Regions from separate parts of the Mus musculus genome. Here region 1 is linked to region 2. The links are chromatin loops, found by intact Hi-C in ENCODE. Cell type or tissue: gastrocnemius. All regions are shown on one strand. Each heading gives the region's core, and the rest is flanking DNA. Links, peaks and the distances in the headings are about the cores only.

Region 1 (16,173 bases), core at 7,000-11,999, 60 kb after region 2:
TGAAAACAATGGATGAACAATGATATGCTTTCCCCTCTTAATGCAGTCTAGGACCCAAACCCAGGGAATGGTACCACCCCCTTAATTAACCTAATCCCCCTATCCCACCCCCTGCACAGGCATGACAAAAGGCTTGTGGCCTAGGTGATTCACAGCCCTGTCTGTTTGAGAGTAAATGCAACTGGGTGAGTATGGATAGGACTTTGTGCAGAATGCCCTCGTGACCCCTACCCTAATGGGCATCCCTGCACACATCATCTATCCCGTGTTGGCTGTCATTGTCCTGGGACAGGTGGCCTAACTGCAGAAGCACGGGTGATTCCAAATGCTTCTCCACTGCCTTTAATATACACCGTAACCACCAGAGGTCTGTTCAATGGACAGACCTCCCAAGAACTCTGGGGACAGATAGGAAGGACAATCCCAGGCTCAGCCCACATCTACCCTCACAGGTACTGGCAACCATTCACTCTTGGGACTTGGGCCATCCTTCATCTGGGTGTGCTGTTGGCAATCAAACATCTAGGCTTTTTCTTACCTGATGGCTATTATGTCATGCTGCTCACTACAAGGACACCACGGATGGGCATTTGTGTTTCAAGTCTTCTTTTAAAGGACTCAGAGCAAAGTATCCCATCTCAGTAGCCACATTATAATGTTGTTAACTGTTTCTCCACTGTCCTGCACTTCAGATAGATCATATTTCTTGGGGCTGGCTTCCTGGTTGTATATTCCCTGAAGTTAATACTAGTCTAAAGGAAACAGAGAAGTTTAATGTGTCTTATGTGAGACTTTGCACGGTTTTATACAGGACTGCAGGTTGGCCATCCCATTAGCAGAGTAGGAGAATGGCTACATCCACTTGTAGAGAAGCATTCCAGAGTGGTCCTTGGGTTTTGCTCACTGAGGCAGAATCGTGAGTACTTTGTTGAAGGGGCTGAGTCCTCTGCTTAGGGAAGGGCTCTACACTGGGCTACACTCAGCATGGCCCGGGGGGAGGGGGCAGGGTGTGTGTGTGTGTGTGTGTGAAAGCTTGCCCCCTATGCTGAAGCCCTGGTTCTCAGCTTAGAACTGGGGCCTGGCAACAGCATCTGCCTGCCTCAGTTTCTCACGTGGGCCATGAAGATGTTGTACGTGCAGAAGGCTTTCTGTACATTTCTGGAAACACTAGCAAGAAGTGACCGCACCTTTGCTGCTTCTATGTCTGTCAGCAGCAGTTGAGGCATTTGTTCAACATTTTCATCCAATAATCCCTGTGAGGCAGACTCCTGATAAACCAATGTCTTCACTCATGTGAAAAGTTTAAGAATTTCCTACAAGAGGCACTTGTGAGAAGCGGGGAGTTATTAGGTTCATCCCTTGTCTGCAAGGGATTGGCTTCAGAGTCACACACACACACACACACACACACACACACACACACACACACACAGAGGCACCCAAGTGGACTGATGCTTGAATACCTTATATAGTGCGTGTTTGTATTTATATATAATCTCATTTCATCCTCCTATCAGCTGTAATTCATCTCCAGATGGTCATAATACAAAATACAATCACGTGCAACACAGAGCTGTTCTATTGTGTTGTTTGCAGGACTTTCTTCTTTATCCATTAATTAATGTATTTATCCACATTACATCTCATTGCAGCCTCCCTCTCCTCCCAGTTTCCCCTTCACACAGTCTATCTCCTCATCCTCCCTCCCCTCTCTGAGAAGGGGGAGGCCTCCCCTGTGTACCAACCCACCTTGGCACATAAAGTCACTGCAAGACTAGGCACATCCTCTCCCACTGATGCCAGACAAGGCAACCCAGGTAGGGGAATAGGATCCACAGGCAGACAACAGAGTCAGGTATAGCCTCTGCTCCAGGTTAGTTGAGTCTGTTGGTTCTCGTGTGAAGTCCCTATCACCTGTGGGTTCCTCAATCCTTCTGCCAACTCTTCTACAGAACATCCCAAGCTCAGGCTAATGTTTGGCTGTGGGTCTCTGCATCTGTTTCAGTCAGCTGCTGGGTGGAGCCTCTCAGAGGGCAATTATGATTAGCTCCTATCTGTAAGCACAACAGAGTATCATTAATAGTGTCAGGGATTGGTTCTTGCCTGTGGGATGGGTCTGAAGTTGGGCCAGTCATTAGTTGGCTATTCCTGTAGTCTCTTCTCCATCTTTGTCCCTGCACTTCTTATACACAGGACAAATTTTTGGGTAGAAGGTTTTGTGGGTGCGTTGGTGTCTTTATTCCTCCACTGGGAGTCCTCACCTCAGGCTCCATATCCCCCACTGCTAGGAATCTTAGCTAGAATCACCTTCATAGACTCCCTGGAACCTCCATTTGGGGACATTCGTAAGGAGAGAAATTGACACATGTTTAGAACAGATGAAGCTTGTCAATGTTTTTAACTAACTATAGCTTATATACTTGCCTTTTGCCTTTGTCCCGAGGCATCAGAGTAAAATTGAATGACCAATTAGAATAAGACAATTTGTATATATAAATATTGAATATTGAATATGCACATTAAAATTAACAATGACAGTTGCAGTGATGATTATGAGGTGAAATAGAAGACATTGGTCAGCTGTAAATCCACATGGAATGTCAGAAACCAGGACCACCGTGGACTCAGGCAGGGCCAAGGCCCTTCCTCTGTACCCATCTCTGCCTCTTCCCTTCTCCCCAGGTCTGTCCTAACCTATCACACACTCACTAACCAAAAGTCATTATCCCAACTCAAGAAGGCCTCCAAATTCAATAGCATTTCATGGAACCACCTTGGTCATGACATACCACCTTTCAGTCTTAGTGACGGATCATAGCCAAGGCGTCCCTCTGCCCTGCACTGAAGGACTACAAGGTTATCCCTGCTCCTGATACGGTGGAAGTGTCACCATAGAATACAGTGTCCCTTTCTGCAGGTTCTAGGTCCTATAGATTAAAACAATAATTTAAGGATGTTGGACTGAAATTAGGAAAAGAAAGGATAAAGTGATCGAGTTTGGGATTTGACACTGCTGAGAGAAGGGAGATCTGAAGATGACGCAGAGGGGGGAAAGTTATGGAAGCGTTCTAAGTCAGAAGTCAGAAGTAAAGGCTCGACGGTGACAGCAAGTGATCAGCTGCCTAGGAAGGACTTGGGGGATATGAACACAGAGCTCACTAAGGGCACACTTGCTGCTCCCATTTCTTGTCTTGTCCAGTGTGTCTTATTCCCTTTCCTCTCTCAGCTTAATGTGAGAGGGGTCTGTGATAGCTAATTTTGATTGTCAACTTGCTTGGATTAGGTGAAGCAAAGCTTTGGGGCTTTTTTTTAGAGAGTATTAAATTAGGGGGAGAGTTACCCTGGACATGGACTGCAGCATCTCGTTGCCTAGGGTATCTGAGTAATAAAAACAACAGAAGGAGAAAGCCAGGTGGACATCCACATGTGTCTGTCTGTCTGTCTGCTCCCTGATCTGTCTGGATGTGAGGCAAGCAGGCGCACACTCTTGCTGCAACACCTAAGATCCACTTCAATGTCCATGCCTTCCTCGCCATCACAGACTTTATCACCTCCAACCGTGAGCCAAAACAAATGTCTCTTCCATTAACCCACTCCTCGTCAGGTATCTATCTGATCATAACACTCATCTTACTTCAAAACGGTTCTCTAGTCTTGCCTGACATGGGAGGCACAGCATGTCTAAATTTGTGAAGGGTTATTCCTGGCCACCAAACGTGCCTTTTGTAAAGAGAAACATTGATGATTGACAATGTCATTTGCAAAGGATATCACTGGCCATGCTGCTAAAGGATGTCAACTTACTGACATTCAAATATCCAAAAGGCCTCAAAACAGATAGCTGCAGATGGCCTTCATAATTAGATTCCCTCCTGCCTAATGTCCCTCTGGAGGGAAGAGATCACATCACCAAGCTTATCATGGTTGTGAAGTGCTGGAGCACAGAATGCAGGTTGTACAGACTTCAGTTAAGCATCGGTGCTAGCGCCAGCTGCCTGGGATTCCAGCTGCCTGCGTTTGAGCACATCTCTTAATCTCTGCCTTGTGAACTTGACACATGACTTTCACTCAATAGGTCCTGATTCTTCATCTTAAAACACACACACACACACACACACACACACACACACTACAAAACATTTAACTCCCTACAAGCATTAAAGTTAGCCAACAACTAGAAAGCATTTAGAAAAGTAGCTAGAACATAGATGCACCCAGACTGTAAGCTGTAGACACCAGTACCAGCTATATCGATTTGCAAGGGCTCTGTGCTGGAAAGTGGTCACCTCAAACTAGTATAAGGGAGAAGACAAATGACCCCACAGATTAGTAAACTGAGGCTTGAAAAACCATTTCCCTCTCCCTGTCCCTCCTCTCTCTCCCCTCATATATAACATATATTTGATTATATCATATATAACATACTACTGATATGTACATATATTTCAAATTATATATTTTTAAATTATATATTTCAAATTATATATATTTCAATTATATATTTTTCAAATTATGCATACACACACACACACACACACACACACATATATATATATATATATATATATATATAAACTTGGCAAAACATTACCATGTTGAGTTAGCATTATGTAGAAATTTATAGCCATATTGGCCTTGAAACTTTAAATTTATTTTTTTTCATTTGTATAAAGGTAACACATAGTATTAAGTATGTAGTACTTAATGTTTTCAATCCAGAGTTTACAGAAACTAATAAAGTATCCTCAAAATTAAAACATAAGCATGCTGAATAAAAAATAAGTTATTTATACCCAAATATTCACACACTTGATCTTACTTCCTGCTGTAGTTTAAATGTCCTCATCAAAACGTTACTAGAAAATTAATTTCTGCTGTTAGTGTTAAGAAAGTAGGAAATTACCTCAACCATTCTGTTTGGAACCTTTAGCAGAGAAAAGGTTAGGTAAGTCCATAACGTTGGGCCTCTAACCCAGTGGGACCATGTCTTTCTGATAAGAGGGAGAAAGGGCTCTTACATGCTCTGTCTCTCTCTGTCATATCTTGTGTCACTATAGAATTCTGCAGAGAGTCCCTACAAGGAAGGACACGGCAGCCTTCTCTCAAGTACCCCCCACATTGACCCATCATCCAAATAAATCGTTGTTCTCTGCAAATTATTCCACTTACAGTAATAAGTTATCAAGGCAGGAAGTGTACAAGGCACTCCCTCTGCAACGGTGAAGGAGACAATTGTTGTTTCGCTGAGATGGTAGCTTTTGGTGGCCCAGAACAGCTGCATCAGGCCATGCAGTGACAGACTTCAGCGAATCTCTCTCCCAATGGCACCCAGGCAAATGTTGGAATAACCTCATGGCGAGTGATTGTCTGGAATGTGGAGATGCCACACTTAGGATTACACAGACCCAGAGCTAGGACACGGCAGCTGCAGAAAGCCTGAAAGAGAAGCCATTGAGAAGCCAGGCCAGCCATTTCAGCCTCAGCCTCCCTTGTACACCTGCCCCAGTCCGTCAGAGGACACTCCTTCCCTCTTCAACTCTAAGGACTACTGAAGCAAATGTCCTGAGCCCCCTTGGTGCCAAGAGACATAAGACTCATTCCTGCTCCAGGGAAGACCAGCCTCATGAGAAAGGAGATCTCATGCATTTATATAATAGCTGTGGCCTCTACACAACTGCACATATGTACCAAGTGCTAGGGACGAGGTGTAGAAAGGCAGGCGACAATGGAAGACTGTTAAATATCCCCAGGAGTGGTTTTCACACACACAAGAATATCCCTCAAATATTATTTCTGCTTTCAAAATCAGTATTCACTTCACTTGCTACACGATCTAAAATCTAATTTTTCCTTTACTTTGTAATTCAATTTATAAATCTTACTATTTTAGAAAATGAATAGTAGGACGCTACTGAATCTCAGCTCTCTGCTGAGAAAACATTCACAATTAAATGACAAACAATTCTGCCTTGTAAATGGAAAAACGCAGCTGTTCGTGAAAGCAATATAGTTTGATAAAACCTCCTTGTGTGCTTAAAATACGCTATGCATCAAATGAACATATGATACAAGTCACAAATCATCTTATATGTGTGTCATTTGAGTAAAACTTTGACAAGCTGGTGTGAATTACTGGCCACCATGGTTTTTAACTGCCCATGAGGTTTATGAGTGTGCTAGTTTTGTTTTGTTTTGTAATGTTATACCTTTAAACAGTGTACCTGTCATTGACCCTCTATATCTGTGGGTTCCACATTAGTGAAGTCAATCAACTTCAGAACGGACCAGAAATATATACAGGGGGAGGGTGGGGGGGGGGAGTCAGTCTATTCTGAACATGTCACAATAAACATGTAGGTGGTGTGCACGGACAGATACACAGTGAACACGGACACAATGATTGTATCCACAGTGAACATTACACAGAGAACATATACACGGTTCCTTTCTTCTTATCCATACTCCTCAAGCAAGACAGCGCAACAGACACTTACAGTGTATTGGCTTTTCTCATGACTGATAAAATACCTGACAGAGGCAACTTAAAGGAAAAGTGATGAATCTCAGTGTGTGATTTCAGAGTCCAATATGGCAGGAAGCGAGAGGCTGAGGTGGCTCTGTCACAGCAATAGGAGTTTGCAGCACAATTCAGTTCTCCGTCAAGATAATAATAAAGATTAGCCACCACAACAGGACTGAGAAGAGAGGTGTTCAGTTGACTCCAGTGTCTCCCCAGGGGTCACCTGAAGCAACTAGCAGAAAACACAAGCCGCTGAAGTTCTGGTGTGAGGAGTCTCTGTGCCGCCTGCACAGTGTCTGTTCTTTTTGTTTGTTTGTTTTTGTTTTTTGTTTTTGTTTTGAGACAGGGTTTCTCTGTATAGCCCTGGCTGTCCTGGAACTCACTCTGTAGACCAGGCTGGCCTCGAACTCAGAAATCTGCCTGCCTCTGCCTCTGCCTCCCGAGTGCTGGGATTAAAGGCGTGCACCACCACGCCCGGCTGTGTCTGCTCTCTAACTGATCAGATGATCAGACACAAGCTCAGTCAGGTTGTGTAACAACTGGCAGCTGCAGATATCCCTGAGCGAGCACAGGGATTCCTTAGGGGGCTAGGCCAAGTCAAAGCAGGAATGTGGGCTGCACAGATATCCCTTTCCATGGGAGGTGGAAACTCTATCTTCTTAGGGATGAGCCTGTTGTCTGGGGTCAGAGAGCAATTAATCTGGATGTGTGGAGCTTCTCAGCCCAGGAACCTGTGTATCTCTGAGTGGTCCCTTCACAGGGTGAAAATTTACCTTGAAAATGGCCAAACTATTTTGCAGCTTCAGCCATTTTATAGGAGAGACTTTGAGCCTCTGCAGACACAAGGGTCTGTGGCAAGGCATCTATCTCCATTACAACCTTTACTTAAAGCACCAAACATACAATTTATTTTTCAGCACCAATATTGAGACGGTTGTTGGGCTTGTTATTTCTGAAATCGTATTTCTAGAATTTTGCATGTCCTTATTTTATCCTAACTGACAGGCTTCAGAAACACACCATTCAGTGTCTCTCTGAGGGAGTTTCCAAAAGCTTGTCACTGAGCAGGGAAGACCCACCCTGAGGGTGGGTAAAGATTAGCTATTAATACTGAACCTACTCAATTCCCTTTTAAGCTACTGAGTAGGCGGGGCTTTGGCAGAATTCTGTAACTGCCTAGATATAGTATCAGAGGCAACAGCTGATATGGAATCAGTCCTTCTGCCAGATCATTAGGTATAATAGGTATGAGTAATAGGAACTGTTGTGGGCATCTTCCTTTCGGCAGTGTCTCAGCCTGGTAGATATAATGTGTCCTTTGACACATCCATCTCCGTTAGGCAAAAACCACCCCATTTTGTTGCATCATTACAACCGTTTATTTCAATGATAGTGAGCATACATCATAAATCCCAGAACAAGTTTAATGGAAATCGTCTTACCCCAAGCTCTGTACATTTCCTTATATTTTTCGTAACTTTTGGGGAAAGTGCAATCTAAAAATGAAAAACATCAGAAAGTTTATAAACTTGCGTAAGGGGTTCCTTTCTGTAACTACAATTTTAGTTTGGGTGAACTTTTCCCATGAACGGGAAAGCAGCAGATGTTGCATGAGTCCGAGGTAACAAGTGTCACTGCTTCCGTGTTGTCTGTACATTTTACTATCGATGCGCCTGTGTATGCTATGCTGCGGGTGGGGCTGTGCCACAGTGCGCCTGTGGAGGCCATGGAACAACTTTGTGGAGTGGGCTCTCTCCTTCCACCTTTCCTCCACACTGAACTCGGACTTGAGCAGCAAGCTCCTTTACCCCCTGAGCCGCCTTGGTGGCCCCTTGTGCCTTTTTTAAAATTCATGTTTTTAGTTAGCAGACTAAATCATAGACAATTATAGCAGATCTGAAAAATACATTTCTCAAATGTTAGTGGAGTATCACGATCACCAAAAATCAGTTGGTGTGGCATACAGGGAGCAGAGGATTTGGAGATAGCTGGGTGTGACTGTCTCCAGCATCGGTCCTTTATGCCTGAGGCCCACTGGCTTTAAATCTCTGAGCTGTATTTCTCATGTGGTGAAATGTGATTAAAAAACAAAAAGAAAAACAAAACAAAAACCCCAACTTTCAAAGTCATCTAAAGTTTGTAAAACTCCCAGATCAGCCTGTAGCTGTGTCTCTCCCTCTCCTTGGGAATAGAATGAGATTGATTGATATCCTTGCCCTGTGTTGTGTGAGCTTGCTGGATCCTGCTTGGAGATCCTCGCCATAACTGGCCAGGCTGTGCTTGGTGCCTATGAAGTGAATTCTTCTTTGACCTCTTGTTATTTTATTCTGCATGTCAAGGTCATTACTTATCCCAAGGTCTTCTCTTCAAGCCAGCTGGGGCCATGGAAAGTCAGTGCAGGGCATCCTCGGAGCAGAAGGGCCAGCTCCTTGAAAGACAATTCAAGAATTTAGCTGGATAGAAAACTCATCTCCAATTTTGGAAACCACTCTTGTCCTTTTGATTCTAAATTTAGAACTAGTCTCAACTATGGGACTTGTAACACTGCAAAATACTGGCAAGGCAGGTCCTGAGGAGCTGTGATAGAGCAAGAAAGAGTGCAGACCAAGATGGTCAGCCCCAGGGTGCCTGCCCAGCTGGGGAACCCTGGACAGGGTGTGCATGCTCGTGCACGTGTGTATGCGCTAGTGTGTGCTTTGCTGGGAATGGAATTCAGGCCAGACACGTGCTCTGCTGCAGAGTTGCTCACCAGACCCACCTTAAGCCCTGTAATTCTGTTTCCTCACCTACAAACCAACGATTGCAACAATGCCTACCCTTCCGATGGCAATGAGAATCTAAAAGCAGAGTGCCAGGCTCTCTTGCCATCAGAACCTGCCTGTGCTTAACAATGTGGGGGCACAGTAAAACTACCAAACGGGACCACTCCATGGGTAGAAAGGAAGGTATACTGGGAGGGTCAAATGCAAAGGCTGTCTGGAGGTTAGGGACAAAGAGAAGATGAAATGGCAGGAAAGCAAGCAGGCTTTATAGGACAGTCAGCAGGATAAGGGGTGTTTAGGTTGACCCAGAACTAGGTGACCTTTCCCTAGGTAGTTGACCTTTATGGCGGATCAAGAGAGGTTCCTGGTGTTTTGAGGGAGGCTCCTGGTAAACAGAACTCAGTCTTCAGGCCTCGGTTACCCAATAACAATCTTTCTGTTTGCCTGGCCAAAGTCCTTCTACTTAGGACATTGGCACAAGCGTTGCGATTTTGGGGACAGCTTTGGACCCAACACTCAGGAAAGCAATCTTGTTCAAAAGCAGCCGAAGGTGCCTGGTGAAGAGAGCATGTGTTTGACACATCAGGGTGGGAAGGCGACATCTCACGAGGTTGCCTTGAGTCTAGACTGGTACCAAGATCCAACTTGAACAGAGATTTAAAGCTGTCTTTCAGAAAACCTTCAACAGTCGTATGAAAGCTATGTGTACAGTAACACAAAAGGAGTCACTCTGTAGCCACCTCCTCTCATGCCCTCTGATTCTGGCGGGGAGTAAGTTTGAATACTTCAGCTAGTTTAATGAATGGCCATTTAAATGAGTGTGTGTCGGGAAATCTGGGCACAGGTCATTTTTTTTTTTTCAGATTCCAAAGTTGGGTGCATTCTGCAAGGAACTTTCCAGCATGTGATTAATTACTGAAAAGCCATAGTTTCAGGCACTTACATGGATTATTTTATATCACATGGAGAGCAGTATATCATCTTTTAATTCAGTGTGACGCCCTGCACACAATGCTTTTATATCCTTTAAAATAATTGTACTAAATAGTTGAAAATATTCATATTCTTTGAGTGTGAGCTTTGAATAGATGAAATTATTCATTGCTTTTCTATTTTTCTACATTCATTCATTCATTCATTCATTCATTTAAGAGGTGTACATTTGTGCCACAGTACCCATGGAGAGATAAGAGGACAACTTTTCAATCAGTTCTCTTCACGTGCCCAGTGGCTTCCTGGGATCCAACGCAGGGTATCAGGCTTGGTGTCAAACACCTTAACCCATTGAGCTATCTCATAATGTGAAACCCAGAAATCACAGAAAAAACAAAATGCAAAGTACTTTAACTTGCATTGTCAAACAAGAGTGGATAAAGAGAGGGATAGAAAATTAAATTCGGGGCTGGTGAGATGGCTCAGTAGGTAAGAGCACCCGACTGCTCTTCCGAAGGTCAGGAGTTCAAATCCCAGCAACCACATGGTGGCTTACAACCATCCGTAACGAGATCTGACTCCCTCTTCTGGAGTGTCTGAGGGCAGCTACAGTGTACTTACATATAATAAATAAATAAATCTTAAAAAAAAAAAAAAAAAAAAAAAAAAAAAAGAAACAACTATAAAAAAAAAAAAAAAGAAAATTAAATTCAAACTATAAATAGAAAAGTATATAAAATATGATGAAGTAAAATACAATATAATACAATGCACCAGAAGAGTACGTGTGGAGAACAGTATACTAGAGACACTCTGACTGACGACGTCATGTGCACACGACCTTAAAGTGTAAGAAGCATTCCGAGACAGTATTTGTGACATGTAGTAAATAAATTATTACTTATAAAAATTACAAGTCTATAAGAATAAAATAGTAGTAGAAAGAGAGACAGAAGGACCTGGAGAGATGACTCAGCAGTTAAGAGCACTGACTGCTTTTCCAGAGGTCCTGAGTTCAACTCCCAGCAACCACATGGTAGCTCACAACCATCTGTAATGAGATCTGATGCCCTCTTCTGGTGTGTCTGAAGACAGCTACAGTGTACTCATATAAATAAAAATTAATATTAATTCAAAAATTTTAAAAAGGCTGAAAATCTTAACAGTGGGAAGAGAAATAAATGGCCAGTAATTAGGTAAAATTGAGTCTTAAACTGTTATTATCAAAATTTAGAGCAGAATCAACCAACAAGATCCTATGTTCACCTAAGAGAACTTCTTCGACATCTACGCAAGACTTCACTGGAGTCTGTCCACAGCCTCATGACTTTCCTGTGGAGCAGAATTTAAGATACCAACTCCTAGACAGACACTATGGGCTAAAATGTACCCCACTCAACAGAAATAGCTGGTATCTTAGTGCTGTCTTGTCATGCTTCTCCTACTTCTTCCTTGTAGGTGTCCGAACCTCCGCTCTTGCTTGAGGGTCTCTTAACATCCTCATCCCTTAAGTCAAGCCCAAGCCAGAGCTTGTCAAATACATGAGAGATGCAAGTGCATAACATGGCCAAGAACATGACCGCCCTGTCAGCTGAGCATGCGTGCTGGGACCCTGGGTTGCCAATGTGTACTGCATGGGAATAGGGGCTCCACCCGTACAAAGGATGTGGCCTCTCCACAGACCATGCCTGCCTCTCCCAGATTGTACATCCAAGAGGTGCCCCATGTCTGATCCCCACCTGTTACCCTTGAGTCAAGTATGGAAAAAAAAATGACTGAATTGTCTGTGTGGTAGTGGCATGTTGGTAGCACCTGGCTGAAAATTCCCAGTCTCCCAGGCCCAGTTAACCGACTGTGCAAAATGGCCTCGCTTCATGGCCGCTGTGCTGACTCCTGAAGTCAGAGAAGTGTGACAAGACACCAGCTATTTCTGTTGAGTGGGATACATTTGAGCCCATAGTGTCTGTCCAGGCGCTGGGATCTTGAATTCTGCTCCACAGGAAAGTCACAAGGCTGTGGGTGGATCCCAGTGAAGTCTTGGGTGGATGTCAAAGAAGTTCCCAGTGAGAGACTTCTCTGGTGGTGCTCACTGAAGTGGCAGGGGTGGTGTGGCCAAAGGTGGGTATGGATATACCTCGAAATACATGTCTTGCATGCAGGCTTACCAGCCGTATTAGGGCAGAGGATGTAGGCTGGCTGTATGCTCAGTGTCCCGATTGATGGTTGATGAGACATTGCCTTCCCTGGAAGACTCATTCATCAAGTCACAATGTAGCACCAGGTTCTCATTTGATGCCGAGAACAGGCTTGCTGAGCTCTTGAACTTCCTAGCCTTCAGACACAGAATCAGATAAGCCCTGATTACCAAGTCTCAGGGATGTTCTTATAGCAACAGAAAGCAGACCTTATAAGACATCATCTGGTCTGTACAATGATAGATCAAAAACAAAGACTCATGCAAACTCCTGGAAAGAAAAGGGGGGAGCAGCACCAGCACCGGGTCACCTTGGATGTGGAGTCAGCAGACATCCCCAAGGTCCCCTAGAGGACTCTCCCCATGATCTTTGGACTGCCAGTGAGTGGAACACAACTTCTGTTCCAATCCAATCACGCAGGACCTGAGACAGCATCACGGAAACAGAAAAGCTGGCCTGACCAGTGTCACAAATCCTTTCCAGTCGGCACCAGCACCGGGTCACCTTGGGAGCAGAGTCGGCAGACACCCCCAAGGTCCCTAGAGAACAGCTTCTGAGGCAGACCCCGTTTTGGGCTCCAGACATCCGGGTACCTTCCCTGCCAGAGGAGAGGTGTCCGCCCCACCCAGGAGGACTTTGCCTGAGCACCTGGGGGCACCATCTTGGTTCCCAAATCCCTCTGAGACTAGTCTGCGCAGGTGAGAGTGTGGACTACAGAAGCTAACAGCTTCTGGGACAGGCTGAAGTGACACAGCTTCTGAGACAGGCCCTGTTTTGGGCCTTCATCTTCTGCCAGGAGGCAGGTCCGAACGCCAGATATCTGTGCACCTTCCCTGTAAGAAGAGAGCTTGCCAGCAGAGTGCTCTGACCACTGAAACTCAGAGGAGAGAACTAGTCTCCCAGGTCTGCTGATAGAGGCTAACAGAATCACGAGAGGAACAAGCTCTAACCAGAGACAACTATAACAACTAACTCCAGAGATTACCAGACGGCAAAAGGCAAATGCAAGAATCTTAGTAACAGAAACCAAGACCACTCACCATCATCAGAACGCAGCACTCCCAACTTACCCAGTCCTGGGCACCCCAACACACCCAAAAAGCTAGACCCAGATTTAAAAGCATATCTCATGATGATGGTAGAGGACATCAAGAAGGACTTTAATAATTCACTTAAAGAAATACAGGAGAGCACTGCTAAAGAGTTACAAATCCTTAAAGAAAAACAGGAAAACACAACCAAACAGGTAGAAGTCCTTAAAGAAAAACAGGAAAACACATCCAAACAGGTGATGGAAATGAACAAAACTATACTAGACCTAAAAAGGGAAGTAGACACAATAAAGAAAACCCAAAGTGAGGCAACGCTGGAGATAGAAGCCCTAGGAAAGAAATCTGGAACCATAGATGTGAGCATCAGCAACAGAATACAAGAGATGGAAGAGAGAATCTCAGGTACAGAAGATTCCATAGAGAACATCAGCACAACAATCAAAGAAAATGCAAAATGCAAAAAGATCCTAACTCAAAACATCCAGGAAATCCAGGACACAATGAGAAGACCAAACCTACAGATAATAGGAGTAGATGAGAATGAAGATTTTCAACTTAAAGGGCCAGCAAATATCTTCAACAAAATTATAGAAGAAAACTTCCCAAACTTAAAGAGATGCCCGTGAACATACAAGAAGCCTACAGAACTCCAAATAAACTGAACCAGAAAAGAAATTCCTCCTGACACATAATAATCAAAACAACAAATGCACTAAATAAAGACAGAATATTAAAAGCAGTAAGGGAAAAGGGTCAAGTAACATATAAAGGCAGTCCTATCAGAATTACACCAGACTTTTCACCAAATACTATGAAAGCCAGAAGATCCTGGACAGATGTTATACAGACACTAAGAGAACACAAATGCCAGCCCAGGCTACTATACCCAGCCAAGCTTTCAATTACCATAGATGGAGAAACCAAAGTACTCCACAACAAAACCAAATTCACACATTATCTTTCCACGAATCCAGCCCTTCAAAGGATAATAACAGAAAAAAAAAAACAATACAAGGACGGAAACCATGTCCTAGAAAAAGCAAGAAAGTAATCCCTCGACAAACCAAAAAGAAGACAGCCACAAGAACAGAATGCCAACTTTAACAACAAAAATAATAGGAAGCAACAATTACTTTTCCTTAATATCTCTTAATATCAATGGACTCAATTCTCCAATAAAAAGACATAGACTAACAGACTGGCTACACAAACAGGATCCATCATTTTGCTGCTTACAGGAAACCCATCTCAGGGAAAAAGACAGACACTACCTCAGAATGAAAGGCTAGAAAACAATTTTCCAAGCAAATGGTCTGAAGAAACAAGCTGGAGTAGCCATGCTAATATCTAATAAAATCGACTTCCAACCCAAAGTTATCAAAAAAGACAAGGAGGGACACTTCATACTCATCAAAGGTAAAATCCTCCAAGAGGAACTCTCAATTCTGAATATCTACACTCCAAATGCAAGGGCAGCCACATTCATTAAAGACACTTTAGTAAAGCTCAAAGCACACGTTGCACCTCACACAATAATAGTGGGAGACTTCAACACACCACTTTCATCAATGGACAGATCGTGGAAACAGAAACTAAACAGGGACACAGTGAAACTAACAGAAGTTATGAAACAAATGGACCTGACAGATATCTACAGAACATTTTATCCTAAAACAAAAGGATATACCTTCTTCTCAGCACCTCATGGTACCTTCTCCAAAACTGATCATATAATTGGTCACAAAACAGGCCTCAACAGATACAAAAATATTGAAATTGTCCCATGCATCCTATCAGACCACCATGGACTAAGGCTGATCTTCAGTAACAACATAAATAATAAGCCAACATTCACGTGGAAACAACAACACTCTTCTCAATGATACCTTGGTCAAGGAAGGAATAAAGAAAGAAATTAAAGACTTTTTAGAGTTTAATGAAAATGAAGTCACAACATACCCAAACTTATGGGACACAATGAAAGCATTTCTAAGAGGAAAACTCATAGCTCTGAGTGCCCCCAAAAAGAAACTAGAGAGAGCACACACTAGCAGCTTGACAACACACCTAAAAGCTCTAGAACAAAAGGAAGCAAATTCACCCAAGAGGAGTAGACAGCAGGAAACAATCAAACTCAGGGGCGAAATCAACCAAGTGGAAACAAGAACTATTCAAAGAATCAACCAAACGAGGAGCTGGTTCTTTGAGAAAATCAACAAGATAGATAAACCCTTAGCCAGACTCACTAGAGGGCACAGGGATAGCATCCTAGTTAACAAAATCAGAAATGAAAAGGGAGACATAACAACAGATCCTGAAGAAATCCAAAACACTATCAGATCCTTCTACAAAAGGCTATATTCAACAAAACTGGAAAACCTGGATGAAATAGACAAATTTCTAGACAGATACCAGGTACCAAAGTTAAATCAGGATCAGGTTAATTATCTAAACAGTCCTATATCCCCTAAAGAAATAGAAGCAGTCATTAATAGTTTCCCAACCAAAAAAAAAAGCCCAGGACCAGATGGGTTTAGTGCAGAGTTCTATCAGACCTTCAAAGAAGATCTAATTCCAGTTCTTCACAAACTATTCCACAAAATAGGAGCAGAAGGTATTCTACCCAATTCATTCTATGAAGCCACAATTACTCTGATACCTAAACCACAGAAAGACCCAACAAAGATAGAGAACTTCAGACCAATTTCCCT
Region 2 (16,173 bases), core at 7,011-12,010:
TCATGTGTTGTCTACAACATATCACAAACAATAAGCTCCTTGGTAAGGCAAATTCTGAGATCTGGGGGCAACTTAGGTCTAACCTAGGAAAAGTCCAGACAGCAGTTTCATAGGTGATAGAATATTTGCAGAATAGAGATAGAATTAGAGTCAGGACCATGGTAATTTTCCCTCCAAATTACTGTCATTTCCTAAAAATCATTCCCAATGACGGGTGTTTATAGCTTTCCTAGGTCTTCTCAGGCCCCTTCCCTGGCAGTGTCTTGGAATTGGATTGGAACACATTTCCTGGAAGTTGATCCTATCTGGTAGCTATACCTGGGCTGGGGTGTGGGATAGCAGACAAGGGAGACAAGGCAGAAAACCTGGCCTCCTGCACTCATCTGCAAACTCTGAACCTAGCTTTCCTCTCATCTGTGACATTTAACAATCACTTTCATTGTTATCACACGCGCTGCAAGATCTGAGGACGGGAGGGTCTGAAAAGAACTAGCAAGCACTGGGAAAAAACCAAAAGCACTCTGCAGGTTAAGATACACTTCCTGCAAATGCCTGCTACCAAGAGCGATGACATGAGGGTCTCAATGACATTGCCATTGGGTTCTTGTTAGATGCTAGAATGGCTCCTGACACATCTTAAAGTGAACAATTGTCCTAGGCTGAGCCATATGGACTCACACTTCTAGGTCTAAAATGGACAGTTGTTAGAAGAAACCTTATAAAAACTGTTTGTATTTTTAGAAAGAGGGTTGTTTAAGAAAAGCACGGCGAGCTAGAGAGATGGCTCAGCCATTAATGGTTAGGCTCACAACCAAAAATGTAAGAACAACTCTGGATAGTTATAATACCTCGGGTCTGCGCAGCTTCTTTTAAAGCAGCTAGAAGGTGAGGCTTCAAGTTCTCCAAAATAAGTCTTGCTTCAAGACCTGGGAAAAGGGACCTAGAATTTGAGAAGTACACAGCAGTTATAATTCCAACAATTCTTCTGTTAAAAGCATCCACCATATAATTTCAAGCCAGTTAAACCTGCTATTTTATTTTATGTGAATTATAGTACACATCAAAGTTTTCTTTAGGCATCATACACCATGAAAATTCAAAAACAGTCTAAGTATTTAACAATATATACCCTCAGCTATTAAAAAAAAAAAAAAAAAAAACCAAAAAACCTTAGTTACTGAAGCCAAGTATGATGACGGACACATGTAACCCTAGCAAAGCATGACGACAGACACATGTAGCCCCAGAACGTGGGTGGCTGAAGCAAGAAAACTGCTTTCCAGGGTAGTCTGGGATACATCATGACACTGTCTTAAAAATACAAAGAAATAGTTATCTAATATACTAATTTAATTTAAATTTCATCAAAGTAATTTTAACTAAACTTACCTCTATTAGCGATTTATAATAACTGTTTTTAGTGTTGTGTGTGACAAATAGCTACTAGAATAATTTTTTTTGAGACAAGCTATTACTACTGTGTTGTCTTGGAATTCCTAGATCCAAGTGGTCCTCCTACCTAAGCCTCCCAAACAGCTGAACTGTCAATATAAGGCAATGACCCAGATTTTCTACAATGCCCTTTCACTTTAAAATATAAAATGTATCTTTTCACATTTCATGCCTCACCCACCCACCCACCAAATCCACACAGACACCTGGCAGTAAAGAACTCTGTAGAAAAGGCAGCCCCCTACTGACCGGATCAACCTTGTCTGAGCCCCACAGCACCCACCTTGGGAATTCTTCTGAGGTGATGTAAACAACATCTTGATCAGAGACAGACGAGGAGAAGGGGACAAAAGCCCCGCTCTGTAAAGGCAACAGCTCAAGCCCGAGCAGCTCACTGTAGGCTTGGTCGGAAAGCACAAATTCCAGAAGATGCAGCTTTTCTTCCGCACTGCCCAGGTGTGCACACTTCCTCAGTACCTGCCGCACCCACGCAGGCGTCACCTTTCTCACAGGAGACGCACTGGAGGTGGCAGAGGCTGCACTGAGCTGAACAGCAGCAGCCAAGTTCCCTGGGACCTTGGCAATCTGCTTCCCTGAGCTCTGGAGGTAGTTGAGCACAGATCGCGTGGATTCTAAACTTCCGTCAAGTTCTGAGAAGTGCACCTGCTCCAGCTTCACCCACTCGCCACCAATTGAGTAAATGACAGCATGCTGGAACAGTTCACTAAACAGTGGACCCAACACTGGATGCCAGTGTGCCTTGACCTTGCTGGCCTCAGGCCAAAGTTTGTAGATGGTGTCAACTGATAAGGGGAAATCAGAGCTCTTCTCTGTCTCCAGGCGTTTTATTGAATCTAGGATGAGAGTAGCATAAGTTTTGGGAACAACATTCACAATAAGATATTCATTCCACAAGGCCGCAGGGTCTCTCCATTGGTCCAACTCTCTCCATTTTATGCTCCTGCGGTTGTCAGTCAGGCCAAAGAAACCACTGATATGAACTGGAAGTCCTGTTCTGCTTTCTTCACCAGGAGGCAGAGGAAGAAAACAAAATGCTTTTCCTGAGAAATCAGATATTGCTCCATTTTCTTCATCCTTGCCTGATAAAGGCATGGCTAGTCCAATGATTGGAACAAATTTCAGTTCATCAGCCAAAGAATCCAGTTTACTACTAATGCCCCGCCCGCCCACACTGTTACATACCAACCACGACGTCTTCTGGGCATCTTTCGTGCTCTCATCCTCCAGAACTATGTTTATATGATATGTTACACAGGTGACACTGTTGCTTGGGATCTTTTTACAATAGTTACTTATAGCCGTTCCCAGAATCTTGATAGAATTTGGCCGTTCATGTTTCAGGGCCTTATTCTCACTAGCAGTCACTCTAAATACCAGTTTTTCTGTCCCATCAGCCTCTCGGACATGTAAAGACACCGCCTGCACACTCTTCAGGAAGAGTAGCACTGTGTCTGCATCCGCCCGGAAAGAGTCAAACAACTCCAGAACCTTCTGCTTAGTGTAGAGATTGCTGCTAAGCTGGGAAGGCTGTAAGCGAAGAGGGAAACGGAAAAATGTCCCTGGGAAGCTGCCATTTGTAAAGGTTTCCTTGGTGCTTCCAAAAACACCAATGAAGGGGGCAAACTGATCCGGAAGCTCATTTATTTCTTTGATGTCATCTTTGAGATTCCAACATTGGCCAGATTCATGGGGGCCAAACAGTGTTTGATGAGGATCTAGCATTCCTATCTGGTCACCACTAAAGATACAAGGAACATCTGTAGAATTGAAAACCAAGGTATGACCAACTCAAAAGACCAAAGAACAACTGTAATTGCAGCCATAATGAAATGATAACTACCATCAAAACATTACATAAGAAATAGCCTGACATATAAAATTCAACAAGTAACTTCATACTTTGAAAGTGATAGAGAATGGTTTCTGGTTTGAGGCAATCTAATAAGAGCCAATAATAGAAACTTCTATGTTTTTGTGAAAATCTGTGCTATCTCTTTAAATACTCATTAAGTGTAAGAGATAAACACTATTTACATATTTATACTCAGTATTCACTGCCACATAAGCCCAGTTAGAAAGAAAAGAGTTACAACCTATGTTCCAAATTAAAGATTTAGCTTTCTGCTACAATGATGCAGGTTGCTCCACTGCCACCTAACTGAGCAAGTACAGAGCCCACAGTGAGCGAGCCATGAGCTTTCCTGGGGAAGAATGCACATGTGCACAGCTACAGTTCTTAAAGATTCACATCTTACCACATGGTCTCTAGACTAATGTCAACTGCTTCTTTTGTTCTTCAACTGAAGACAGTGATATTTCAACACTGGCAGAAGTGGCTTTGTCAGATTTCTCATACTGAAAGAATCGTTTATCCATGGTGCTGCTCAAAGGGCTTCTTCCCAGGGGAATTCTGGTGTGTCTTGTCTCCCATGCAGACCTTAGCCCCTAATCTCCATGCACAATGTAACTCTAGTAAAGTCTGCCACCCCTTTAAGATGTGTACTTATCAAATGCAAGTACTGTTGTGACAATCACCTAAATTCTTACTCATCTTAAGTAGCAAATCTTATGTCCACTAAATCCATCAACAGTATAATGTAGGCTTTATTTGTCTCTAGACCTTACACAATGCCACACACCCATGCTGAAATCAAGCCAGAGAGACTGCTGACACTGTCAAAGCATAACTTGTGGCTTTCTCAAATCTCCAGATTGCAAAACAACCTTCTAGCAAATGGCCCACATCAATGTGCTCACTGTCAAGTAGGAGAGAAAATAATACTGAGCTGCACAGATGGGGCAACTGACCTGCTCTACACTCCTGCATAATAGTCTTTACATTTGTGCAGTCCGCAGGTGTGCTTCAACACGCACAAACAAACCATCACTCAGAGCCCAGAAGGTGATCTTCCAAAAGATGAATACATAAATACATTAAGACTTACATGTAACAACTACATTTTTGTGTATAGCAATATAATTTCAATATGTCACACAGTCAATATAAAACAAAATATCAATGTTAATATAAACACAGTAGATGTACTAACATTTATCTATAGTCTGGCTGACTCTCCTCCCCACTTGCCCACATCCAATACTGCACCTGTTATATGGTAGACAGAATTAAACCCAATTCCAAATCTTCCAACCTTCAGGGGATCATCTTTTTTCCTGCTTCTTGCTATTTCCTGAATGCCATGCCAGTCCTCTGGGGTGAAAACCGCATTGTTGTACACATAAAGAGCTGAGCCTGGGTGTTGAAATGCACAAGCAATTAGTTAGCAAGGAGTACACCAGAATGGATGGTTCTGTTTCAGGAGACTCATCCATACAAAACCAAAACAAACCAAAACAACAAAAACAAAAAACAAAACAAAACAAACAAACAAACAAAACCAACCAAAAAACCAAAACCCTGATTTGATGAGAGAATAGAGACCCATGAGTACAGTGACTAAATTTTGCATTATTATTTCAGTTGTCTTCAAAATAAAAATAAAAACAAATGTGGTAAAAGCTAACAGCCAGAGAAATATATTATTTGTCAAAAGTCCTGAAGAAATTAAGAGAATAAAGAACTTAAATACCAAGAAACCCAGAGCAAACAAGGATATTCCCACAGTGCACCATGCTCTGTGAAAACTTTTTTGAGTCCCATATTTAAATCACTCATTGTAAGTGGAATTTCTTGGAAGTGTGTGCAGTGCACATCAGAGCGATCAAACAATCGGTGCTGTTTAGCTCATCAAGGAGCTAGCTCTGGGATCAGTGCTGCCCCCTTCCATGTCAGACCCAAGCGTGCTCATGCCAGTGTCCTCTCTTGTGAGGATGGTCTGGGGCCCCTAACCCTGTGACAGGGAGGGATAAGAAGAGCAAAACACTACATGGGTAAAAGCATTGTGTCCTAGCAAATAGCTAGAAGGGAAAGCGTTTCTAGCCAACATCACTGCCGGTTATCCCATGATATAAAAGTTCTGCAATGCAAAAGAGAAGCCAGTTCCACTGTGGGAAGCTCATCCAGGGGAGAGAGCTCATGGGAAATTCCAGTCTGATTGTCGCAGCTCCCCTAGTCAGTCTGTTGTATACTGTGTCCAATCTGATGATGTCAGCTCTAGTTGTTGCTATTTGTTTTTTTACTTGGACACCATTCTGAGGGGAGACTCTGTTCTGCCCCAGACTCTCTATTGGAAACTCCAGCTGGCTGTCTTAAAGGGGCTTTCTCAATAAATTTCTGCTGGCTGCTTTCAGCAAGTGACCTGATGCTTTATTATCTATCTATCTATCTATCTATCTATCTATCTATCTACCTACCTACCTACCTATTATCTATCCATCCATCTATTTGTTACTATTTATTCTTTTACTTTTTTCTGTATAGTGTACAAGATCATCCATTCAAAACTGAAAGTATAGCAACCATAGATCATTCTCTAGATGTATAGAACAATCTATTAAGAAAACCTACAACCTAAATAACTTTGTCACTGTATTTTTTCATATAGTAGAAATCAATTACTTACTAAAGTTAGTAATGTTCACCTTGTGAATATTTGGGTTGTATGGTTTTGATTTTGCTTTACTTAATCTCTATAGAAGGCGTTGATGGTGTAAATTTAAATAGTCCTGAATTTGGTAAATAGTTAAATAAACTATTTGAAATTATAATGCTATCTCCAAAGTGGTTTCTTTAACAAATATTGTATTTATAATTTTGAGCAAATACACTCTTTCAAGACTGGTTTTCAGAAATCCTAACATTATCTATATATAAGCAACTATGTCAACTTAAAATATGACAATGTTTTCCTTTGGAAAGTTGCTTAAGAATAACACAGACACAATAAAGCACAGAGACAATCCTCAGACCTGTGCAACCTCCATGCTAATGAACTACACAGAGATTCCCAACACCCAAAGAACATCTCTCCATAAGCTTCTTTAAATATGGAATGTTGGCCTGGTCAGGTTTTGGTTGTCGTTGTTTTAATCAGTGCAGCAGCTATCTTTAAAACAAAGTCAGGACATGAAATTGATCAAGGCTGCAAAGACTATTGTTTTTCCTTTGGTTTTTCAAGACAGGGTTTCTCTGTGTAGCCCTGGCTGTCTTGGAACTCACTCTGACCAGGCTGGCCTCAAACTCAGAAATCTGCCTGCCTCTGCCTCCTGAGTGCTGGGATTAAAGGCGTGCGCCACCATGCCCAGCTGCAAAGACTATTTTGAAAAGGACAAGCACACAGCTGTGAAAAGGTACTCAGGCAGCAAGGGGGTCGGGTGTCACCAGAGTCACTGTTACCAATGACAGCCACAGACTCAGCTTCTTCATCTATGCCAACATAAGAGCTTTACCTCTCCAGACAGGAGTATTAAGAATCCACAGTGGTATAAATAAAGGCTCACCACAGTACACACCATTGAGAAGAACCCTTAAACTGTTAGCTATTTCTAATATGATACAGTAAGTCGTCAATATAATATTAATCTTTATATTAATAATATATAATTTTACATAATATGCAAAAATAGTAATAGATGACTTGTTAATAACCAATAGCTAACTACAGCTAATATAAAATGGCATCAGTCAAATACTATATGTTTCTGCCTACTCCCTTTTCACTAAAAATATCAGATACAAAAGGAAATATCACAGAACAGGCCCAGGAGTGAAATTCTTGCCATAATCTAGAAAACAACTTTAAGCTCTCTAGAAGGGAATTAGGAAGCCCAGCAGAGTCACCAGTACTGCAGCAGAGCACCGCTAGGGGAGGGGCAGTCGCCATCCCTCCAAGGGTCACCAGGAGAGCTGAGTGCTCAGATCCTCAGCTGGGGCTGGACTCCCTACCTCTGCATTCTATCACGGATTACCAGGCTTGAGCTTGTGCATGGACTCATGGCTGCCACCAGTTTATAAAAGAATGCCTGTCGTGTCCAGAAAATGCGTGTATGCCTCTGGCTAGTACAATCTTCTCACTTCTCTAGAAGGCACAGATTAAGAAAGAATTGGGAGAACCACACTTATTAAACTTCAAAGGAAGAAGCATGGCTGATCCCTGGTCACCCAGAAAGCTGGTGTAGGCGCTGTCTAACAACCTAGTGATCTTTTTGCTGTGCTGTGGAGCCAGCCTCCCTGAATCCCTCAGTATCGTGAGCATTGTTTAGGCCCTAATCCTAAACTTAGTCTCTCAGTAAAGAGAGCCCATCCTTCTGAAAGAGGCCCCAGGTACTGTGCATTCTCCATCAACAGAATCTGTCCTGGGCTTATTACAAATCCTTCCTCCATAGGCCCTTGCCCTGAGCACTGTTTATCAGTCAACAGAGCTCACTGGGTACTGTAAAGGTTACAGGTGCTTTGCTACTTTGCAGTTTATAAGTTTCTATGCAGCTGTGACTAAAGCTTTGTTGTGCTAACAGTCACATGGAAACGTCTTCATTCCCAAAGTTCTACTGGGCTTAAATGTGTAAGGAAAGTACACCCTGAGGTCAAGAGTTCAGGCCCAGAGCTTGTCAAGGTGGTGCTGACTCCAGCTTCTTTCTTTACCTCCCACCTCCCTGCTGGCTGTGAGGCTTACAGGGGACCCAGCACCACCTCCTCTTGTAAGGTGATCCCTGAGCCAGGCGAGGACCATTTCAATCTTGTGGTGGTGGTTGTGGTGGTGCGATGTTGAAATGCTATGTGAAGGTCTGGGTGGCCCTGAACTCACTATACAGATCATGTTGGCTTTGAACTCACAGAATCCACCAGCCTGAGTGCTGGGACTAAAAGTATGTACCACTATACCCAGCTGTTTCAATGTTTTCTTTAATGAAGACTGGAAGCAAAAAACAAAACCAAAACAAAACAAAAAAAAAAAACAACCTTAAGAAATGCTTCTAGGAGGTCTATATCCTCACCAGCACAGCACATCAGAGCAATGAGCACAGAATTCCTGGGGCATAAGGACAGCCCATCACACCAAGGCCCCCATTTCCTCCTAAGAGTAAGTGGGAAAAACAATTTCCCTTTCTGTCATTAGTTTTTCAGCAGGAGAACACAGAGATCAGAGGGAGTGCCCGGTGTGTCACCACCTGTGGAGCTGTGTAGTGGGTAGGGCTGTGCAGTGGGTAGGGCTGGGTAGGACCAGGATACAGTCTGAATGCAAACTGAGCATCACTGCTGAGCTACATTAAATAATAAAATTAGAGCCAAGGAACAACAGGCTAATCATCTCTCTACTGAAAGGCTGGTCTCTAGAGGACGGCACTAGAGTCAGCAAGGTGGCAGGTCTCAGAACCAGGGTGCAAGCCTCCTGATATTACCACAATATACACATCTCTTTTTCCAGATCAAAGTTCCATGGCCAGGTCTTAAAACAAATGTCAGAATGACAGTAACCATGGCAATAAGTGCTAAACATCCAATAACAATGGTGACACCTTCACAAAACACCATCTTGTCACTTAAACTTCTCTTGGCGATATCTAAGAAAATGAGCTAAGACTTCTTTTTCAGTTACTGTCCACCATGTGCAAGTATTCACAATCATCCGACAATTTCAGAGCTGCGCTAAGTTACATTCACATTTTCCCACACTTCAGAGTGGGAGCAAGCTGGCAAGCATCTACAGGTAACGGCTCCCTTATGACTTCCCTCTCACCACCCTTCTTCCCTCCCCCTGGTGAGTCTATGCTCTCACCCCCAGCAGAAGGGCAGCCCTAAAGCAGGAGACAAGACACAAAAGCACAGCCGTAAGACTGGGCTTCTCTCCAAATGCAGAAGAAATTATATTTATATAGAGGCAGTGCCCTTTATCTTATTCATAATATAAAGTACAGGTGGAGTGACAAGAATGGGAGGCTATGTGATTACACTGCTAGCCATTTAATTTTAATCTTTTTTCCTCTAAGGATACTACCAACTGGCAGAAACATCTTCCCACCAAAAGCAGAGGAGAAGAAGCTCAGCACCTGAATTAAACATGCCAAGAAGTACAAACGATAACTACACTGTTTATTAAGTAAATAGCTGTAGATCATTAAAAATCACCATCAGTTAGGGAGAGGGAACTTATAGAGCCCACCTCCAACGTGGACAGGGCATCAAGTGAGGAAAGGGGTTGCCATTCCACAGTCAAATCTCTGACCCATAATTGTTCCTGTCTGAAAGAATTACAGGGATGGAAATGGAGAGGAGCCTGAGGAAAAGAAGGTCCAGCGACAGGCCCAAAGTGGGATCCAGCTCAAGGGGAAGTTGATCCAAGGCCTCACGCTATTACTGAGGCTATGGAGCGCTCACAAAAAGGGATCTATCATGACTGCCCTCTGAAAGACCCAACAAGCTGAAAGAGTCATAAGCAGCCATTTGTACCCAACCAATGGACAGAAGCAGCTGACCTGTTGCTGAATTAGGGGAGGCTGAAAGAAGCTGAGGAGAAGGGCGATTCTGTAGGAAGACCAGCAGTCTCAATTAATCTGGATCCCCAAGATCTCTCAAACACTGGACCACCAGACAGACAGCATACACCAGCTGATATGAGGCCCCCAACACATATAACAGTAGAGGACTTCTGGGTCTGTGTTCATTCAGAAATGATATGCCTAACCCTCAAGAGAATGGAGGCTCTAGGGAGTTTAGAGGTCAGGTGAGGTATGGGGGTGGGGGTATCCATGTGGAGACGGGGGAAGGAGGTGTAGGATATGGAGCAATTGGAGGGTGGATGGGGGGGATGGAAGATGGAGTGTAAAAAATAAATTAATTTTAAAGACATCACCATTAGTATAAAAGATAAAATTTACTCCAATTTATTCTTACCCTGATATTGTGCCATATCTTTCGACCAAAGAGTCTCCGTTCCATATTGTGTTTCATCATATAAAAATTTAACCTCTGTGGCCCCAGCATCTTCTGCATTCTGAATTAATTCCTAGCCATAAAACACACCAAAAATGACATTAATATAGTAATCTACTGTTCAACTTTGTTTTACCTAAAATATCTAAAACGTATATTAAAGAGAAGAAAACCTCAGTCTCTCCATGGGTAAAGTTAAGCCCTAGTTAGATTCCTATTGAAAGTAGCTCCTACATACACGGGAGTTGGGAAGTCTTTCCCAGCAACACATCTGCAAATCGCCTTTGAAACTGCTATCATTTAGCCTCTATCTACAAATCCTGGAAGTTCGAAATATCCACCCACAGCCTTTGTTCAAAGGAGACTACTCTAATTCAAAGTTCAATACATATTATTCTGAGATAGCTTATGCTTAAACAGCTTCCAAAAATAGACCATTAGTTCTCAATTGTTTACCAAACTTTAAAAAGAGTCTTAGAATCCTTTTATCTCCTAGAAACAAGGATATTCAATAGTTTGAGTCTACATGCACCCTTAATAGGCAATACTCTTGACAGCCTGACACTCCTGAAGCAGAAAGTATCTTAGTACTGAGAACCATTCATAAAGTAGTATTGATCACTTGTTGGATATGGGTGAATGGGTGGGTGCCTAGACATCTGTGACCTAGAAAGGAAAGGGCAAGAATATCAACAAAATTCTCAGTCCTAACCACCCAAATACTTCTACACAAAATATTCTTGTCAACTAGAAGCAAGCTACGGCTGAAATAAGTTCAAGCCATAGAGATACACCTACAATCATCAAAACTTGAATGGAACTCTGGAGAGCCACCCCTAACTTATTCTCCAGAGCCTGTCTACAGGTTCTGTAGGGGAAAAATCATCACATGGTAAATTCCCGAATAGCCTCCTACTTAGAATAAAGCAAACTGAGGGCCACCACCTTAAATGGATATGTGGGTGTCTAGAAAAGTCCACATATCCCCCCAAAATATCCCCTCCTATTATCAAACTCATCAACATCTGACTTTAGGGAAAGTCCTTTTTATTTCCCTGGACCCTTGCAATCACTAAATTAAAGAGCACTTTAGCTGATATCAAAGCAATGCCAATGGTAAAGCCTCTAGAAGAGTACAAATGTCGAAGAACTCAGGAAGAAGAGACTTAAACAGCCAGCCTGGGTCTGGGCTTTTCAGGTTCACCAAGTACATCCACAGGCCTTGTGGGTGCTTCAGTATAGCTCGAGGGCACAGGGCTCGGCTAGCATATGAGAGGCTCTGGGTTTGAGTCCCAGAAGATGGAGTGTTTGGGCCAGCCAGCAGCCATATGTCTAACCCTGAATAAACTCACCTGAACCGTCTCTAACTACCCACACATCCACTGGCGCTATGGCTGCTATTCACACAGCTGCCATTTCTCATAGGTGCTTTAATGGCTTAGATCCCTTTCCTTTGCATTCAGTCCAAGGAAGTCTTTAAAAAATGAACAATATGCTAATACGATGGGTGGACAATAAGAACTAAATGATTGGTAGAATACTATGTTAGCTTACAAACAATAAAAGGAGTTTGTCTTCATGCCTTATGTGCATTATAGGAAGCAGGGTTTAAGAAATCTGAAGATAAAACACTAAGTTCCAGGCCCCAGCCCCCAATCACAGGCCATACAACAAGTAGAGATATCTCTATATAACGAGCTCCTCCAAGGTGTAACCCTTAGGGGTCACATCTATGGATTCCAGGAAGCAGCAAGTCCCTGAAAATCTGGACCCACTTTAGCAAACACCATAGAAGGTGGAGGCTAAGCTACAGGCAATTCTGAGAAATGCCGCTGAGCCTAGCACTAAATACCCAAGGATTAGAGATGCTACAGAACTGGCTACAATAAAAACATCACAAAAAGAGCAAAGGAGGCCAACCACAGGAGTCCTGGCACATCACTCACTCACTTCTGACCCAACTCCTGTAGCCAACAACTGAATCCTCACTCTGAATCCATGTGGATCATCCCACACGGTCCTCCCCAGCCCCACGACAACTCCATAATCATATCCTTCATTTCTCTAGCAACCAATAGAAAAAAAATAGCTTTCAAACTAGCCTTCTACAAGCACTATCCTGAAAGCCACTGGCTGCCATTCTGAAAGTCCCACTGAAGAAGCTAGTCCAGTATCCCTTAAGCCAGTCCCCGCCACACAGCCTTTGTGCCTGTCTCAGCATGACAACATGAGCTACTAGACCTAAAAACACTGCTAAGCTGGAAGAGAAATAAGGGCTAAAACACTGAAGATGAGCATAACAAGGAGGGTACAGAATAACTCACCTACTGCCCCAGCTCACTAAGGAGGGTTCTTACTGAACACCAAACCTAATTTCCACAAAATCTTCTTTCATTGCCTTTTTTGTGGATGTTTAAATTTTCCTATTAATAAGTATATTCATATTTAAAGAATATATCCCGAGCCATGTCCATAACCCAGCACTGAGACTGAAGCAGAAGCATTATGAATTTGAGGCCAACCGGGACCACAAAGAGAATTCCACTCCATCTTGGAGGAAAAATATTATGATCATATGTAACATAGACATAAATAAATAATTACCCTATTAAAGTAAACTCTCTCACAAAACAGCCTCTAAATCCAGAGACGAAACAAGCATATGTTCCTGACCTCTCCATGGACTGGTATTAGGCTGCTGAACTATTGGTTGGTTATTTGATTGACAGCTGGTGCATGCCCAGGGCTCACTGCTCTACAAGAGCATTCCTAGAGGACACTGTGTTTAAAGGGAGTGAGTATGCAGCAGCCTAGTGTGGCCCTGTACTCACAAACCCTCCTCCCTTCACACCAACTGTATTCTCATTTCTACCCCCATCAGCTATGCACTGTGGCCATGCAGGCAAGGCAATACAATCAAGTCTAGACCAGATGCAAACTCTTAAGTGCTTCGCTCTGAAGGTAAAGCCCACAGGACTCCATCAGATCTCCTACCTTAAGGATCTGTCCTCCTTCTGGATATCTTCTTAAAATATCCTTGAGAAAATCAACAAGTGGTGGAGTTGTTTGACCAAATCGACCTAAAATGCAGGATATATTTTACAAGACTTAGAAAAATAGGATTTCATGGCATTCGTCCTGTGTGTGACTTGGTTCTGTCGCATGGTTTCGGGTATGGCACCGCAGAATCCTAGGACCAACTCAATGGAAAGTAAAGGCAACTCAGTGGTATGGAGTCTCACGACAGTAGCTGCTGACACATTAGGTTTCTAAAGCTTTTTCCAAGGCATACCTTCACAAACGGGTAATTCAACAGCAAGCACCGGGTCAGAGGGGTAAAGGTGCTGCTATTTTTTAAGGTGATTAAATAACTGGTGCTGTGTATTGCTCCTGAGACAAAAAACAAGTCAGGAATAATGTCACTTATTGTCACATTCTTATTACTCTCAAATGTAACTGATACTCTGATGGCTCTGCTGTTCAATGACTGACCAGGTTAAGAACTAAGTCCTGCCTGCACTGTTCCACCCCGGCTGGCCAGGCCATCCTCAGATAGGTGGCAGGAAGATGTAAAGAGGAGGATGGAGAAAATATTCCTTAAGAACAAGAAAAATTTAAGATCTGCCTATAAATAAAAAATAATAAAGTGATTAGACAAAGTAACCATCACCATAGGCTGGACCAGAGTATCCCATTCTTTAGGATTCAGAATATTTGCACTAATTAATAAAGTATCTTATGGATGTAATCCAAGGCCAAAGAAGAAATCCATGTATATTTAGTATATATATATTTAGATATATTGCCTGAGGGTAATCTATATAAAATTTTTAGTGTGCCTGTGTTTTTACTATAAACTGTCATGAGGTCACACAGTGAACTTTTCGTTGTTGGCATTAGATGCCTTTGGTCTATTTTTAGATTTCTGCATTAGGAATTCTCAACCTGTACAACTTTGTATAATTTTGACATAATCATCACCGAGACCAAGACTGAGCAAGACTATGTCAACAGATTTCTCTCATCACAAAACTAGCTACAGCCACCATTTCCTTCTGGCTTGGGCAGCCCCTTCCTGCATTCTGTCGTATGCTCTCATTTCATGTTTAATATAAAGCCTTTAGTCCAGGCTACTTTACTGAAGTGTCTACAAAAAGATACAAATACTTAATGCATGAACTTGGAGGTCACTATCTACGACCACGAAACTATCAAACATCATTATCATCACCACCATACCTTATCAATCACCTCCAAATGTTTCTCCCAACTCCCTTTAGTTTTGACTTTATTCCTTTTGTGGAAAAGCATTTAAGATGTTCCTTCTTCACAATTTAATAACTTTGTTTGCTTGATTGTTTTGAAATAGGATCTTGCTAGGTAGCCTAGTCTGGCCTCAAAAGATCCTCCTGCCTCTGCCTCCTATGTACTGAGATTACAAGCATGCACATCATGCTCCACTCTCCTTAGCAAGCTCTTCAGTATACATTACAGCACTAACACTGGTCAGAACTGGGCCCTCCACTGTGCAGCAGATCTCCAGATCTCATCTGTTTTATAAAGCTGAAATTTCATCTTCTCGGACCAACACCTCTAAATTTCACCCTCCTCCCAGTTCTTGGTGGCCACTATTCTCCCCTCTGTTTCTGCATTAAAATAAAAATCTTTAATGGACTAAATTGTGGCATATACTTCAGGTAAAATCAATATTATACCTCCCCCCTTTAAGCCTTTTGATTGAAGGTTTACAAAAAGATGACAGGTTTTAGAAGTCAGGTCTCCAATCTTGATCCAATCAGGTATCTGAAAAAGAGAACAGAAAATGTGTAAGATGCAACATAATGTAGTGCCAAGGAAGTGTTTGTGAGCCACAGAAGACCAACCAGGAGCCAATCTGATGCCATCACACATCAGGAGCCGATCTGATGCAATCACACAGGGTATTTACTTAAAAGCTCCAGCTTGGGCTTAACTCACCGCTGACCCACAGGATGGTTCTGGTGAAGAAAAGCCCTGAACACTCATCGGAACAAGGTTTTATAGACAATGGCAAGCGAGGGGTGAGTGTTTCTAGAGTGGCAAGCATCTAATTGGGGTGCTACTGTGGCCTTTAGCATAACTGGCTGGTGCTGGGAGCCAAACCATAAACTTAACTTCTGCTTCCCTCCTGACTGGTGCTTCTTAGGCAGGGGTGGGGCGGTGGGGGCTGTAACCTGGAGGTGCAGATTTGTTGAGGAATAACCGGAAACTGGTGTTAGATGCTGGATTTGTTGGGGGCATAACCTGGAGATGCAGGTCTTGTTGGGGGGTAGCCTGGAAACTTAAGCTAGGCTCAGGTTTTAGTGGGGGGTAACCTGGAAACTGAAGCTAGGTACTGGCCTGTTAGTTTACTTGAGTTTAAACTTAGGTCAGGTTTTCTAAGATGGGGGTCTGAACCCAAAAATCTGGTCTCTCAATAACATTAATACTATCACTTCAAAACTTTCTCAAATGTTTTTCATTCAAGTAATATTAACTATCCTTACCAAGAAATAAGTTGCCCTCATGGGAACATTACAGAGGGCAGAATAGAATGCTAGCTAAAATCTTTATGGAATAATTAAGTTAGAATTTTTCTTTAAATAATTACAAATATAAACAAGTCTATTTCTCTTCTATCATATAATTCACCCCCTTCCTTTCTTCCCACCCTCTCTTTCACATGCTAGGCAAGTATTCTGCCATTGATCTACACCCCCAGCCCAAATCATCCCAAATTCTCATTTTCAAATATGTAAAAGATGTTAACACAAACATCTTTTTAATCAAAGATACCAATGTGTATTTGGTATGCAGCATTGCTCCAGGAAACTGCAACAGATCAGAGGATA

What was found. A loop is a pair of places that touch in the nucleus more often than their neighbours do. Peaks named below come from ENCODE experiments on the same cell type or tissue, not always from the same donor. Only the 100,000 strongest peaks of a DNase experiment are listed, where the experiment ranks them.
Region 1: a loop joins it to region 2, with 4 times the contacts of the local background. A loop is called at or near these places in 7 of 42 quality-filtered maps.

Annotation. Positions count from the first base shown.
Region 1 is chr14:61,118,445-61,134,617 of GRCm38, reverse strand. No RefSeq gene overlaps it. Among named protein-coding and RNA genes, the nearest start is that of Sacs, 12 kb to the left of the region's middle. In gastrocnemius, for the core only: no CTCF peak of the experiment used is centred there; no DNase peak of the experiment used is centred there; H3K27ac peaks cover 669 bases.
Region 2 is chr14:61,178,155-61,194,327 of GRCm38, reverse strand. It overlaps Sacs (sacsin), which reads right to left. Exons shown (of 10, transcript NM_015788.2): 4 at 15,019-15,106; 5 at 13,298-13,383; 6 at 10,265-10,376; 7 at 4,580-4,726; 8 at 1,736-3,230; 9 at 849-940. Among named protein-coding and RNA genes, the nearest start is that of Sacs, 48 kb to the right of the region's middle. In gastrocnemius, for the core only: no CTCF peak of the experiment used is centred there; no DNase peak of the experiment used is centred there.